2 separate regions of the Homo sapiens genome follow, and region 2 is linked to region 1. Evidence: read pairs that join two places in POLR2A ChIA-PET (ENCODE). Cell type or tissue: HepG2. All regions are shown on one strand. Each heading gives the region's core, and the rest is flanking DNA. Links, peaks and the distances in the headings are about the cores only. Region 1 has its middle 13 kb from the start of MIR1303. Region 2 overlaps SAP30L-AS1 (SAP30L and GALNT10 antisense RNA 1).

Evidence for each region. ChIA-PET counts read pairs that join two places held together with the same protein. Peaks named below come from ENCODE experiments on the same cell type or tissue, not always from the same donor. Only the 100,000 strongest peaks of a DNase experiment are listed, where the experiment ranks them.
Region 2: POLR2A ChIA-PET joins it to region 1 with 7 read pairs; 3 of 35 experiments call an interaction of 5 or more read pairs at or near these places.

Annotation. Positions count from the first base shown.
Region 1 is chr5:154,696,308-154,700,707 of GRCh38, forward strand. It overlaps a transcript of LARP1 not described here. Among named protein-coding and RNA genes, the nearest start is that of MIR1303, 13 kb to the left of the region's middle. RefSeq lists an enhancer at 480-991. In HepG2, for the core only: no CTCF peak of the experiment used is centred there; a DNase peak (open chromatin) is centred at 2,564.
Region 2 is chr5:154,435,242-154,439,641 of GRCh38, forward strand. The region is part of intron 2 of SAP30L-AS1 (SAP30L and GALNT10 antisense RNA 1); the gene reads right to left. Among named protein-coding and RNA genes, the nearest start is that of SAP30L-AS1, 8.4 kb to the right of the region's middle. In HepG2, for the core only: no CTCF peak of the experiment used is centred there; no DNase peak of the experiment used is centred there.

The DNA.
Region 1 (4,400 bases), core at 327-4,326:
TATTGTGCCACTACTCTCTAGCCTCAGTGACAGACAGAGACCCTGTCTCAAAAACAACAACAGCAACAACAACAAAACCAAAGCAAATGCTCATTGAAAGAATGAAGACTGCATTGCTAGAGTGCATGGTTCATTAGTAAACTTATTCTTAGGAATCTCTGAATGCAAAATGATAATGGGAAATGTTTTTCCAGCCCTTACTGTGTCCCAAGCTTGGTGCAAAGCCCTTCATATGCATTGTCTCATGTAATCCTTACAGTGATCCTATAAGGTAAAGAAAATACTAGTCTCATTTTACCCCTGAGAAAACAGGTACACAGAGAGGTGAAGGAGCTTGCCCCTGCATTATTCCATTAGTAATGGCAGAAGAAGCAGTTGGTTCTCACCCTCACACTCCATTGGCTTGTACCTTTCTTGTATCATCTGTAAATCAAAGAAAATGACCAAGGCAGGTATCAATCATTTTAGGAAGAGGTTTACTTGCCAAAGTTAAGGACGCAAGCCTGAGAGAAGGATCTATGCCTTTCTCCAAAGATGATTTTGAGGGCTTCAATATTTAAAAAGAGAAAGTGTGGATATTGGGGGAATGCACAATTTTCATGTGAGAGGGGTGTAGAGGAAATCGTCCTTCATTCCTTGACTGGATCAGTGAATCTGCATTTTTACATAAGATAATGTAAACAATAGGGCAAAGGAAGCAATCTGATACGCATTTGTTTCAGAGGAGCAGAGAGTTGACTTTGAGTTCTGTCCTATGTCATGCACCTGTGATGATAAGCTGTCAATTTACATTGCCAGGGTGAAATTCAACAGAATTGTTTTAGGGTAAAGATCTTGGGGCCCGCCAGGAATTTCCTTGTGGGCAGACTGTGAGGGAGGTATGTAGCTTTTTATCTTTTTTTTTTTTTTTCTTCTCTTTGTAGCCATCTTATTTATGAACCAAATGGGGAGGCAGGTTTGCATGACCCAGTTCCTAGCTTGACTTTTCCCTTTGGCTTAGAGAGTTTGGGATTCCAAGATTTATTTTCCTTTCACACATCCTGTCAGCATAAGGAATTATGTGCGTGTACCTGTCTTAGCACCTGTGTCTACTAGACTAGGAGCCCTTCAAAAGTGAAAGGAAGAAAGCACATCCACACAAAACCTTGTGCACAAATGTTTGTAGCAGCATTATTCATAATAGCGAAAATGTGTCAGCAACCCAAACAACCATACTTGGTGACTGGATAGACAAAATGTGGTAGATTCATACATTGGAATGTTATTCAGCCATAACAGGGAATGAAGTTCTGATATATGCTATAACGTCGATGAACCTTGAAAACATTATGCTATGTGAAAGAAGCCAGTCTCAAATGACCACATATTATGATTCCATTTATATGAATGTCCAGAATAGGCAAATTCATAGAGACAGAAATTAGATTCGTGTTTACTTAGGACTTGGGGCTGGTGCAGGGGGGATAGAAAGACTAAGGGATAATAGCTAAAAGGCGCAAGGATTTGTTTTTTGTTTGTTGTTGTTGTTGTTTTTAAAACAGAGTCTCTCACTCTATCCTCCAGGCTGGAGTGCAGTGGTGCCATCATGGCTCACTGCAGCCTCGGACTCCTGGGCTCAAGTGATCCTCTCGCCTCAGTCTCCCAAGTAGCTGAGACTGCAGTCATGTACCACTATACCAGGCTAATTTTTTAATTTTCAGTTGAAATGAGGTTGGGTGGTTTTTTTTTTTAAATTACAAAATACTTTATTGCCAAAAATGCTAACAATCATCTGAGCCTTTAGCAAGTCGTACACTTTGTATTTTTGCTTTTATTATAATTTTTCATGGACACATAATAATTGTACATTTTTATGGTAAACAGCGTGATATTTCAATACATATATACAATGTGTAATCATCAAATCAGGGTAATTAGCATATCTGTCACTTCAAATATTTATCATTTCTTTGTGTTGGGACAGGGATTCTTTTTGAGGTGATGAAAATATTCTAAAATCTATTGTATGGCGGGGCACTGTGGCTCACGCCTGTAATCCCAGCACTTTGGGAGGCCGAGGAGGGTGGATCACCTGAGGTCAGGAGTTCGAGACCAGCCTGGCCAACATGGTGAAACACTGTCTCTACTAAAAATGTAAAAATTAGCCGGATGTGGTGGCAGGCGCCTGTAATCCCAGCTACTAGGGAGGCTGAGGCAGGAGAATTGCTTAAATCCAGGAGGCGGAGGTTGCATTGAGCTGAGATCACACCACTGCACTCCAGCCTGGGCGACAAGAGCGAGGCTGTGTCTCAAAATAAATAAATAAATAAATAAAAATTGATTGTAGTGACAGTTGCACAACTCTGTTAATATACTAAAAACAATTGAACTTACATTTTAGATGGGCAAATTATATTGTGTGTGATTATATCTCGGTAAAGCTGAAGAAAAGGAAATATCTAATTCACCAATGAATCTGCCAAGCTAGTTAAATAAATAAAACTAGTGAATGAATAGCTGTTTCCCTTGCAGTTGACAAAAATATGCCCTAGTTCCAAAGTCTAAAATGAATTCCCTTGACTGTCTCAGGGGCATGCTTGCGCCTAGCTCTCGGGAACCCATTAGTGTACTAATAAGAAACCTGATAATTCAGTCAATAATTCCTGAGGTTGTCAGTGCCACTCCGGAAGAAGAGAGAAATGCACAGACTATTTCTTTCGATACAAGCTGTGGGATTGCAGAGCGAGGGGCCGCCAGGATGTTCTGCCTGGAAAAGGGCCCCTGGAGATCTCACTGTGGTCTGTTCCCACTTGGCTAATCTTGAGTCATTTATGTGGGCTTATCTGACTATTCCTGTTTTTCCCCTCACCCTGGACATTCAGAAGGACTGTTGTAGTTAAAGCTCCAGAATAAAGTAACTCCTGAGGTTCTGTGGGAATAATTTCACTGTGAAGGACACAAACACTTCAATGGATGTCAATCACATGTCAGGGAAGGAGTGCTTGTTTAAAATAAAGATTCTTGGGCCCCATTCCTGGAGATTCAAATTTTGTAAGACTAGGATAAGGCCATGGGCTCTGCATTTTAAATAAAGCATTAGGCCAGGTGTGGTGGCTCATGCCTGTAATTCCAGCACTTTGAGAGGATGGCTTGAAGCCAGCAGTTCAAGACCAGCATGGGCAACATAGCAAGACCCCTCTTTCTACAAAAAAAAAAAAAATTTAAATAATTAAAACATAAATAAATAAAGCACCTGAAGTGTTCCTGAAACGGGACTACTGGCCATGTGAGAGACACCGACCTAACTAAAGAATAGACAGGGGAAATTGAACATGTACATTATCTCAGGCATAAAAATGGGTTTGCTTAGGGATCTTAGAGACCATTGAATTGAGTAGTTTTCGTACTGTGTCCACAGGAACTCCTTAGGGCTCCATGGAACACCTGGAGGGGACTGTTGAGTGGTGGAGGGACCGAGGTACAAATGGGTCTACCCCAGCACATGCCCCTTCAACAGCTCCATTTTAATCCATTTTCTATACTGGAGATTGAGTTCTATTGCTTAAAAACCACTAAGCCTGCCCTGTCCCTCCTATGCAAGTGGAGAAACTGAGGCCCGGAGAGGAAAACAGGTTTTCCCAAGGCGATGGCAGAACCAGAACTGATTCCAGGACTCTTATTCCCATCCAGAACCCTTCCCATTAGGGAATTCCAGTTTTTGATACATCCATTCATTTTTGGGTGGCTTTTCCTCTCTGCCTCCAGCAAATCTCACATAAGACAGCAGGGCCTGGACTAGGGTGAGGGGAATGAGGTAACTGCCTCAGGCACAAAATTTTGACAGGTGCAAAAAAATGCAGTAATCAAATAATATTTTAATACAATATTTTAAAAATCAAAATTAATGCAAAAAGGTATGATGAACAAAATGCCCAAATTTTAAATAAAAGCAGGATCAGTAGTTCTAATTTTTCCTTTTGCCCTGAGCTCCAAGATGGCTATATTCTGCACTATTATTCACCCTGCCTTTATTTAAAATTTGGGTATTTGAGTCATTGTGTGTTTTTTCATATTAATTTTCATCTTATAAAATATTGTGGCTGGTCGCAATGGCTCACACCTGTAATCCTGGCACTTTGAGAGGCTGAGGTGGGAGGATCACTTGAGTCCAGGAGGTTGAGGCTGCAGTGAGCCATGATCGTGCTACTGCACTCCAGCCTGGGCAACAGAGTGAGACCCTGTCTCAAATGAAATAAAATATTGCATTAAAGTATTATTTATCTAGATTACTGAGATGATGTTGTTGTTGTGGTTTGAGACAGGGTCTTGCTCTATCACCTTTGTTGTTGTTGTTTGAGACAGGGTCTCGCTCTATCACCCAGGCTGGAGTGCAGTGTTGCAATCTTGGCTCACTGCAGCCT
Region 2 (4,400 bases), core at 74-4,073, 260 kb before region 1:
CAAACCCTTAGCCCACTTTTCAATTGGGTTATTTGTCTCTTTATTATTGAGTAATAAGAGTTCTGCATATATTCTGAATACAAGTTCCTTATCATAGCAGTTCCCAACACCCCCACACCGCATTGCCTCCCCACACCGCATTGCCTCCCCACACCTGCATGGAGAGGTACTGGTTGGGAATGGGGCCATACAGCAGGAGGTGAGCAGCAGGCAAGGGAGCATTAGCACCTGAGCTCTGCCTCCAGTCAAATCTTCGGCAGCATTAGATTTTCACAGGAGTGTGAACCCCACTGGGAACTGCACTTGGGAGGGATCTAGGTTGGGTGCTCCTTGTGAGAATCTAATGCCTGATGATCTGAGATGGAGCAGTTTCATCCTGAAATCATCCCCACTCACCCCCAACCCCCTCCCCACCCCCAACCGTGGAAAAATTGTCTTCCACAAAACCGGTCCCTGGTACCAAAAAGGTTGTGGACCACTGCCTTATATATGATTTGCAAACATTTTCTCCCATTCAGTGGGTTGTATTTTCACTTACTTGACAGATGCATACTTCTTATCACTACTATTGGTACTTCCATTTTCCACTGACAAAATTTTATAAAATGAGGATAACATGGAATAATCAAGTACTTTCCCAATCATTGCTGTGCTGATGGATCTGGAGCCTACACAATTGGCTGATAGGCAGTACCACCCTATCGTCTTGCAATATGATGTGTCCTTTAACATGCAGAAATCTGAATCTGGATACAATGGAAGTTCAGGGGTATCACCTTATAATGTATGAAATAATAACTGCCACTTATTAAGCACTTACTATGTGCAAGATATTGTGCTAACTGCTTTAGATCATCATATTTGATCCTCACAATATCCCTATTAGAGAAGTACTGTTATCCCACCTTACAGATGAAGAAAACTGAGGTTCATGGAGTTTAAGTTGTCAGCAGCACCACAGCTAGTAAGTGGTAGAACTGGAATTCAAACCAAGTGTTGCTGAGTCCAGAGCCTTTGCTTCTATCCACAATACCAGTAGCTGTCAAGTGCCATACTGCAGGCCAGCATCAGGGCTGGAGGAAGCTTTCCCAGGTCCTCAGTGGAATGCAAAAAAAAAGGACAATGTTGTGGGGTTTTCATAAGGACAAATTTGTTCCATTTAAATGACTGTTATTCTAAGATTCTTCCTTTTTTTTTTTTTTTTTGCTATTCCATATTTCCTTTTTAAAATAACAGTACTAGATGGTATTTTTATTATTATAAAAGAAATATAGACATGTAGTAAAACAAAAATCCAAATAGGAACAATGATTATAAAATTAAAATTACTTCTATCTTCTCTCCCTTGAGTCATAGTCCCTATCCTAGGGGCAACCACAGTTACTAGTTTTTTGTGTATCCTTAATGTGCATGCACGTGTGTGTGTGTGTCTGCACAAAATTTTTACAAAATATAAATGGAATTCCACACTACATACTGTTTTGTATCTTACCTTTTTTGCTTAATAAATCTTTTGGTATAGTTGAGTACATTTATTTTATTTTTAAAATGTTTACTGAGTCCCTACTCTATTAGCCACCAGAATCGGAGAATTTGTGTTCTATGCATTGGAACTACAGGAACAAGATAGATGTGGTTTTTGCCTTCAGGGAGCTTACATTCTAATAGAAGAAACACTTGAGGAACAACAAAACAAACAGAATAATTGCATATTATGATAAATGCTAATAAGAAAAGACATTGGATAGAGAATAGTGGTGGTCGTGGGGGATCCAACTCCTTTTAATCAGATAAGGTTCTCTGTGGAGGTGACATTTAAGTTGAGATTTGAAGAATGAAGCCAGTAGGAAGGAAACAGCATTCCAGGCCAAGGAAACTGCAAATGCAAGACTTTGAGGTAGGAAAAAGGATGGCTTACTTGAGAAATTTAAGGAAGAATAAGGCAGGCCCAGTGCCGTGGTTCACACCTATAATCCCAGCACTTTGGGAGGGTGAGGTGGGAGAACTGCTTGAGCCCAGGAATTTTTTGAGACCAGCCTAGGCAACACAGGCACACCCCTATCTCTATAAAAAAAAAATTAAAAATTAGCTGGGCATGGTAGCATGTGCCTGTAGTCCCAGCTACTTGGGAGACTACAGCTACAGGAGGATCACTTGAGCCCAGGAGTTGGAGGCTGCAGTGAGCTATAATCATAGTGCTGCACTCCAGCCTGGGTAACAGAGTGAGATCCTGTCTCAAAAAAAACAAAACAAAACAAAACAAAACGCCAGGCATGAATCACACTTCTAATCCCAGCACTTTGGGAGCCTGAGGTGGGTGGATCACTTGAGCCCAGGAGTTTAAGACCAGCCTGGGCAACACAGGGAAACCCCTCTCTCCAAACAATACAAAAAATTAGCCAAGCGTGGTAGCGCATGCCTGTAGTCCCAGCTACTCAGGAGGCTGAGATGGGGGTATCGCTTGAGCCCAGGATGTCAAGGCTGTTGTGAGCTATGATTGCACCACTACAATCTGGGCTGGGCAACAGAGTGAGACCCTGTCTCATAAAAAAAAGAATAAGAGAGCTCATGCATTGTGGGACAGGGCGAAGAGGTGCAGAGAGCACTGTCAGAATGCACTGGGAAGCTGTGAGGGGCCTTAATGGGGAGGGAGCATGGTCTGGTTTGTGTAGAGCTCACTGGGTAGAGAAGTTTAGGGACCAAGTTGGAGGCTTATGCACTTCAGGCAAAAGATGATGGTGTGATGGTGGCCTGGAATGGACTGTTAGCTGTGGGAAATGAAGTAAAAGAGACAGATTCTAAATGTATCTATTGGAGGTAGAAGAAAATGGCCTCGGCCGGGCGTGGTGGCTCACACCTGTAATCTCAGCACTTTGGGAGGCCGAGGTGGGCAGATCACGAAGTCAAGAGATCGAGACCATCCTGGCCAACATGGTGAAACCCCGTCTTTACTAAAAATGCAAACATTAGGTGGGTGTGGTGGCACGCGCCTGTGATTCCAGCTACTCGGGAGGCTGAGGCAGGAGACTCGCTTGAACCCGTGAGGCGGAGGTTGCAGTGAGCTGAGATCGCGTCACTGCACTCCAGCCTGGCAACAAAGCGAGACTCCATCTCAAAAATATGAAAAAAAGAAAGAAAGAAAGAAAGAAAATGGCCTCAATGATGAGTGGCCTCAGGATGTGGTGAGAGGCAGTTAAAGGAGGTACAGGTGGCACAGTTTATGGAGTCTGGATTCGGAGTCAGAGAATGTTTCAACTTGAACATCTTGGTCTGTGATGCCTCTGGAGCACCTCAAGCAAGGAGCTGAAGTGTTGCTGTCTGGAGTTCAAAGGAGAGGTCTCAGCTGGAACTATAAAACTGGGAGTTATTGACCTGTGCCTTTAAATATCTGGGGGTAGGTTTGGGTATGGACAGGAATCTTACAGTCACTGACTCAAGTTGTCCATTTAAAAACCTAGCCTTTCTTAAACTTTAAGTTCAATTTACAAATCTTGTTATTCCATTTTAAATCTAGTAATTTCTTGTATAAAGATAAGAACAAAATCTTGTTATTCCATTTTAAATCTAGCAATTTCTTGTGTAAAGATAAGAACAATCACTTTCACTTGTTCTTTGATTACTGTTAATTCTTAAGTTTAGTATATTCAATCCTCCTTAATATTTAATAAGACTTACCTCCTTAATCAAATTTCCTTAGACACTTAAAACTACAATTATCAATTTAATATGCCTGATTTTCTCACTTTAAATGCCCAATAGGGCAGACTTACAAATCTAAAAAGCAAAACCTTTCTAAGCATTTAAGCAACTGTTGTAAATTAATTACCTAAATGTATAAATGTAGCAAATCAGATTCACTTGGCTATTTCAAGAACCTTAAATCCTACACAAAGCAGAACAAGGATCATAGAAGCTTCTGTTCTGTATTCATTTCTTCACTACAGAATATTTATTCCCATTTCCTTTCTGGAGTTACAGATTTACTCCCCCAATAAAGAGACCAGAATTTTTCCCAAATATTGCTAATGGCAACCAATCTATTTCACTTTCAAATCTGTCGTTTTGCACACAAGTCTTCAGATATTTATTGACGGGAGACATTAGCATATGGTGGTTGTAAGGAAACCTAGTATCAGCTAGGGAAAGGATATGGAGAGAATGCAAGTGTACCCAGCCCTGAAGGCCAATACCTAGACATGGGGTGGAGCATGTAGAGGCTATAGAGGGAACTGCCCTAACTTGGCAAAATAAATTGTGTATAACCCCTTATTGTGTATAACCTCTTAATTTGGGGGGAAGGAGATTTTAAAGATAATCCCAGCAAATGCTGTCACCATATACCTTCTCAATCCTAATAGCCACTAATCACTGTGTGTGCTTGGACTTGTTGCTCAACCTTG